Regions from separate parts of the Mus musculus genome. Here region 2 is linked to region 1. Evidence: chromatin loops called from intact Hi-C (ENCODE). Cell type or tissue: heart. All regions are shown on one strand. Links, peaks and the distances in the headings refer to the core of each region. The heading gives the core; the rest is flanking DNA.

Region 1 (2,920 bases), core at 259-2,758:
AGGCCATGCTACTGAAAGAAGAGAAACAAGAGAGTAACACTTTGGGTAATTCTTATGCTGATTTCTTATAGCTATTATAATGTTTTCATTGTTACAATAGAAAATTGGGGCTAGAAAAAAAAATCTTTCTAAATTTCAGACATACCATTGTTTAGAAAATGATCCTCAGATCATCATAGCAATGTGAATAACAGAGACAGTGAACTGGAAATAGTGCTAATAGCAGATATAATTTCATGGGATGAGAAGTTTGATTCTCAAAGAGTCATGTCAAGATTGTGGTCCAGTTATCTGTTGCCTTGCAATAAATCACTCGCCAGTTTAACACTTCGACACAATTGCTGTAGTTCATGGTTTTGTTTGAAGGCTACTTTTAATCTACAGGCAATGCTGGGACTATCCCTAAAATAAGAATTAATCCATGCTCTCATACCTCGTGGGTTTCTTAACCTAATCGTCTTCTGAGATATTATCTTAGGAAATTACAATGATTTTATGAATCTTTTTTAAAGTAGTGACAGCAAATACCTCCAGTCATAGGTTGGTGGTCCAGTACCTGAGTTTGCCTCAGGGTGCTTTGCTTGGTCTCACATTGTTTTTTAAAAGATTAGCCAGCTCCAGCAAGATGACTCAGAAGGTAAAGCCACCTACTGCCAAGCCTAACGACCTGAGTCCAATTCCTGGGTCCCACAAAGTGGAAGGAGTGAGCTGGCTGTCAGGTGATGGCCTGAGACCTCCACACACACTCTGTAACATTTGACTTCCTACCACATATAAAATAAACAAATGAAGAAAAGTTATTTTAAAAGATGAGCCAATAACTTAGGTTTAATTCAAAATGCCAAATTTTTAGCTTCTACTGGAAAATTTGTGTCATAAAATTTTCATATGGTTGCACCATAACTGAATAACTTCTGTCCCTACAGAAGACATCATCTCTGAACCACTTCCTAGCACTAAATGCCATTTTCACAGGTTTGCACCTGTCTTGCCACCACTTCTGGTAAAGAAATACACATCTGGACTCAAGCTTTGTTAAAAACAATAGAACAAGAGAGAAATGAACAATAGAAAAGAGAGAATGGATTAAAGACAGATGGACATTCTTTGTCATTCTGCCTGGAGAGGCAAAGTCATTTCATTGCCCCTTTGAGTCTTTTTGGGGCTTTCCTCCTCAGAATATGGGATTTAACCCCTTACATCTCAGATGTGTGACATCATCCCTTTCTGTCTCTTGGAATCCTGTTTTGTCTCTTTGAGGGAGCCCAAGAGATACCCGTGGAGAAGAATCCTCAGCTGATAGTTCAGCATCCATTTGTCGTTCCTGGGAAGCAGCCATCTTGGAAATGAACCCAGGAGTCCTTGTGATCAAGCCACTCAGCTGCCACCATGTGGAGCAATGGTGAACTGCTCCTGCTAAATCTTGCCTAAATCATAGTTGTGCACAAAGAGAAGATAGTTGTTTTAAGCCATGAGTTTAGAAGGACAAGTTACACTGTTCTCAATAGTTTAGAATCTATGGGTGTCTTGTGTTTGTATTCCCAGAATCTGGTGTGGGTACCTCTAGTTTCCATACGTGAGTCACTTCTACCTATGTGAGTATCCGGCTGACTTTGGCTCCAGAGGGGAGCTTTTCATTCAGCTTAGCTAAACCAGAAGTGCTGAGCATCAAATGTATCAGGAGGCAGGTGTATGGAAGCTGATGGAACGTACCACAGAAGGAAGACATCTGCTGCACTAGGAAGAGGGGTCTTTGTGTTTCCAACTAGATCTAAACCCAGAATACTAAGCCTAGAACTTCCAGGCACCTCCAGATAGGCACAGAGAATAAAGCCAACCCAGTGGGGGATGGGATAAGAGGAAAAGAACCAAGACACAATGGCACTGAGCTAGACTCAGCTATGTCTTAGGTCATCTCTACCCTCAGAGAACATGGACCAATAATATTTTTGTGTGTGTGTGTATTTTGCCTGGCCAATTTGAATTAGATTTTTGATCACTTGGCCAGAAGGAATCCCAGGTGCAGAGGCTCTGAATTTTTATGCTGATACCTTCTTCTTTTCAGATATATAAAAGATTATTTCACACAATTTTATATTACAGAAAAATTAAAAGAATTATACTAAGGATATATACATATCCACCTTGTCCAGACCTCCCAAATATTAAAAGTTGTACATTTGCTTTCGTATATTCTCTTTCTGTATAAATACATACATACACACATACATACATACTTATAATTTCTCTGTGTATGTACAACTTTTTTCTAAATGGACTGAAAATAAATTAAAAAGTCAATATTCCTTTGCTCCTAAATGCTTCAGTGTGTTTCCTGAATAGAACATTCTCCTACAAAGCCACAGCATAATTTCCCATCAAAGTTGGGAAATTTGAATTGATAAAATGCTATTATTTCATCTATTAGCTTGCTTAGGGTTTGCCATTTGATCTCAGCAATGCTTTTTTAGCAGGAAGAAGAAGAAGGAGAAGAAGGAGGAAGAAGGAGGGGGAGGAGGAGAAGGAGGAGGAGGAGGAGGAGGAGGAGGAGGAGGAGGAGGAGGAGGAGGAGGAGGAGGAGGAGAAGGATATTATTTTTGGAGCACTTACAACATTCACTGCCGTGTCTTGCTAGTCTGTCTTAATCTGAAACAGTCACTGTTCATTCATAACAATGTTACATGTTTTTTTAAGACTACAGGCAACTTAATATTATGTCCCTTCCTTTGGGGTTGTCTAGAGTTTCCTTGTGATTAGATTCAAGCTATAAAATTTTAGCAAGAAAACAGCAGAAAGTGCAGCAAGTTAAAACAGGAGGCACATAACCTCCTGTGTCCATTACTGCGGATGTTAACCTCGAGCTTTTGATTAAGGTGCTAATTGCCAGCTTCTCTGGTGTAAATGTACGACTTTCTTTTTG
Region 2 (2,920 bases), core at 128-2,627, 180 kb before region 1:
TGGCTGTTCTCTTTTTGAAACACTGCTTGAAAACCTTCTAGTACAGTGCGGTCATATGTATTGATCCAGACTCACATGCCTAGCTTTCTGCCCGGAAGTCATGAGCATGAATGAGCATGGTGTCATCATGTTTGCCCCTGGACTCGGCCGGCTTCTCTTTCTGAGGCAGCCAGCAACCTGCACTAGAGCAATGAGGAAAGATGAGAAAGAGGAGGATTTCTTCCTTACCTTTGAAAACATCAAAGTTGTTTCCAATCTGGTTCTGATGATCCACGTCTCAGCGCAAAGCACACATAAAGGTCTAAAATCTGCTCGCTGATCGGAAATAGTTTTTAGAAAGTCAGATTTAATCCCACGAGCCAAATGATCACTACCAACAGCGATCAGGGAAAACCAAAGTCCACGGCAAACTCTAATTTGGCAAATGCATAAAAGGTTCAAAAGAGCAGAGGTCTCATTTACATTCCTTGCTCTTATATGGGATTTTCTTCTGTATTAGTAATTAAAGGGTGCAGGCTATGGAGCGCAACTATATCACATAATAGCCATCGGGAACACACTAACAACTTCCTTGAAGTAACGCACACTAGGGTGTTTATGGTTCGGTGTCTCATGGACTCTCTTTGATCTAAATTAGGATTCATTGGCAAACTCACAATAGGCTCCACATGTACCCCTCTCAACCTCTTTCTTTTAATCATGGAAATTAGAGATGGAAAATATCCATTAAGTCACTTAGTCCTTTCCCCGCCAGGGTGAAATTGTTGCCTGTGATTCGGGGGTAGTGCTCAGTCCAGCTTAAACGGAAATGTCTCCTGGGATCTGAAACCTCCTGGTTTTATCATTTTCTTCTTTCCCTTAAAATTCAGAGGGGGAAAAATATAAAGCAGAGAAGAGCTTCCTTTCCTCCTTAGGAGATGGAGGCAGTGATGGTGCAATGGGCACGTGTTTGCCTAGTGTTGGCTTTCTGGAAATCACCCCCTGGTGTCTCAGTTCCATTACTTGTCACCTGCACAGATGAAAACGGCCCTGTCTCCAACTTGTTTTTCTCTTCAACTTGATGGGATGATCCAAATCCTGAAAGTCCCCGTCAGCTTGAGCAATCGAGCACTCTAGGCTCAGCGAAAGAAGATGAGCCGTGGAGGGGAATGGCTACTTATTTAAAGCTCCATGGTGAAGTAGTTATAAACTGCACAGCCCCGGCTGAAGCGTGAGGTCACCGACACAGTGTGAGCTAATGACTGGATTGCTGCCTAGCTTGTGAGTGGCCTGTTGCATATTTTTATACTTTGAACACTTGGCATCCAAAAGAAATGAGACGTGTGTCATTACACAATGAATTCCTTCTCGGACTCATATTCAGCAAATGAAGGAAGATTGTCACCCAGCAGCTGTCTGCAGCTCCAGCTGTGGAGGTCAGTTTTGAGGGAGTGTCATAAGACCCACTGACCATGTCTGTGGTGGGCTCTCTGTCTCCCGAGATAAGACCATTGCTCTTATCTCTGGTGGGTGATGTTCCTCTATGAGACTTGCATTTTGGGTTTGTTTGATAAGTTCTCATATCTGATAAGCAGACATTATCTAAAATCTGATAAGCAGACATTTCAGATTCTGATCCGGATGTGTAGTGTGTGAGCATTCCCATTACAAGGTGGACATTTTCCCTCCAAAAGTCACTGTTGGCTTCAGTAAATAGCTGGTTTCCCACAAGCATTTGAAGTGGGGGTTCAGGATTGCAAGCCCTGGTGTGATTAAGGGTGGGGCTTGTCTACTTACTGTAGAAAGCCACAGCATGTTCCCATTGGAGAATTATGTCCAAACTTGTGGCTCCTACAACATACAATGTTTTTCTAAGATAATTCTTATTATAACTATTCCAAAGGTGATGAGAGATAAGGAGCCTTTGAATGTATTAAAAAACAAGCCCCCAAAACAAAACAAAACGAAACAAAAAACCCCAAAATATCAGGGGTTGGGGAAATGACTTGTGTGATGAGTTGCCTACTTCCAAAGCATGAGTAGCACCCATGTAAACGCTAGGCGTGGTGGTGGTACACACCTGTGCTGGGGAGTCGGAAGTAGGAGGATTTCCAGTTTGCTGGTCAGACAGTCTAGCTGAACTGGCTATCTCCAGGTTCAGGAGAGACCCTACCTCCTAAAATAAAGTGGAAGGTTGACCAGATGTCCAGCACTTACTGCCAACCTCAGTCCCATCCTTAGCACCCACGTGATGATAGATTACCGACTCCCACAGTCCTCTACCCTTCACATACGTGTGGTGGCATGTACACTCACACATTCATACAACTGTACAGGTGAGTTTTTGTCAGCTTGGCTCATCTGGAGTCACCGGGGAAGTGAGAACTTCAACTGAAGAACTGCCTACCTCTGACTGGCCAGTGGCCATGCCTATGAGCCCTTTCCTTGATTGCTAACTGATGTGTGAGGGTCCAGTGCTATGGGCCATGCCCTCCCTAGGCAGGTGGGCCAGGGTTGTTTAGGAAAGGCAACTGAGCAAGTCCAGGAAAAGCAAGCAGCTTCCATCCAGCTTTTGTGCTTCAGATCCTGCTTCGAAGTTCCTGCTTGAATTCCTGCACTGGCTTCCCTTCACAACAGACTGTAAGATGAAATAAAATATCCACACCCCAAGTTGGTTTTGGTCAGTGTTTTATCATAGCAACAGAGATACTAACTAAAACAATCCCTCTCCAAAATGAATGCATAATTGAATAAATTTATAAATAATAATGAGGGGGTGTACCTCATATCATATGACCTGATATCAATCTCCAACATCCATGTACACACTCACCCCCCCTCCACATGAACACACATGAACAGGTAACACACAAACAAACACACACACACACACACACACACATACACACATCAAAAAAAAGTCAGTTAGAATCTACTGATA

Evidence for each region. Hi-C counts contacts between places; a loop is a spot of excess contacts. Peaks named below come from ENCODE experiments on the same cell type or tissue, not always from the same donor. Only the 100,000 strongest peaks of a DNase experiment are listed, where the experiment ranks them.
Region 2: a loop joins it to region 1, with 2.1 times the contacts of the local background. A loop is called at or near these places in 2 of 42 quality-filtered maps.

What each region holds. Positions count from the first base shown.
Region 1 is chr2:72,727,359-72,730,278 of GRCm38, reverse strand. It overlaps 8430437L04Rik (RIKEN cDNA 8430437L04 gene), which reads right to left. Exons shown (of 7, transcript NR_040503.1): 7 at 811-1,427. Among named protein-coding and RNA genes, the nearest start is that of Gm30257, 5.0 kb to the left of the region's middle. In heart, for the core only: a CTCF peak has its summit at 1,402; a DNase peak (open chromatin) is centred at 1,338.
Region 2 is chr2:72,910,052-72,912,971 of GRCm38, reverse strand. No RefSeq gene overlaps it. Among named protein-coding and RNA genes, the nearest start is that of Gm39849, 50 kb to the right of the region's middle. In heart, for the core only: no CTCF peak of the experiment used is centred there; a DNase peak (open chromatin) is centred at 1,271.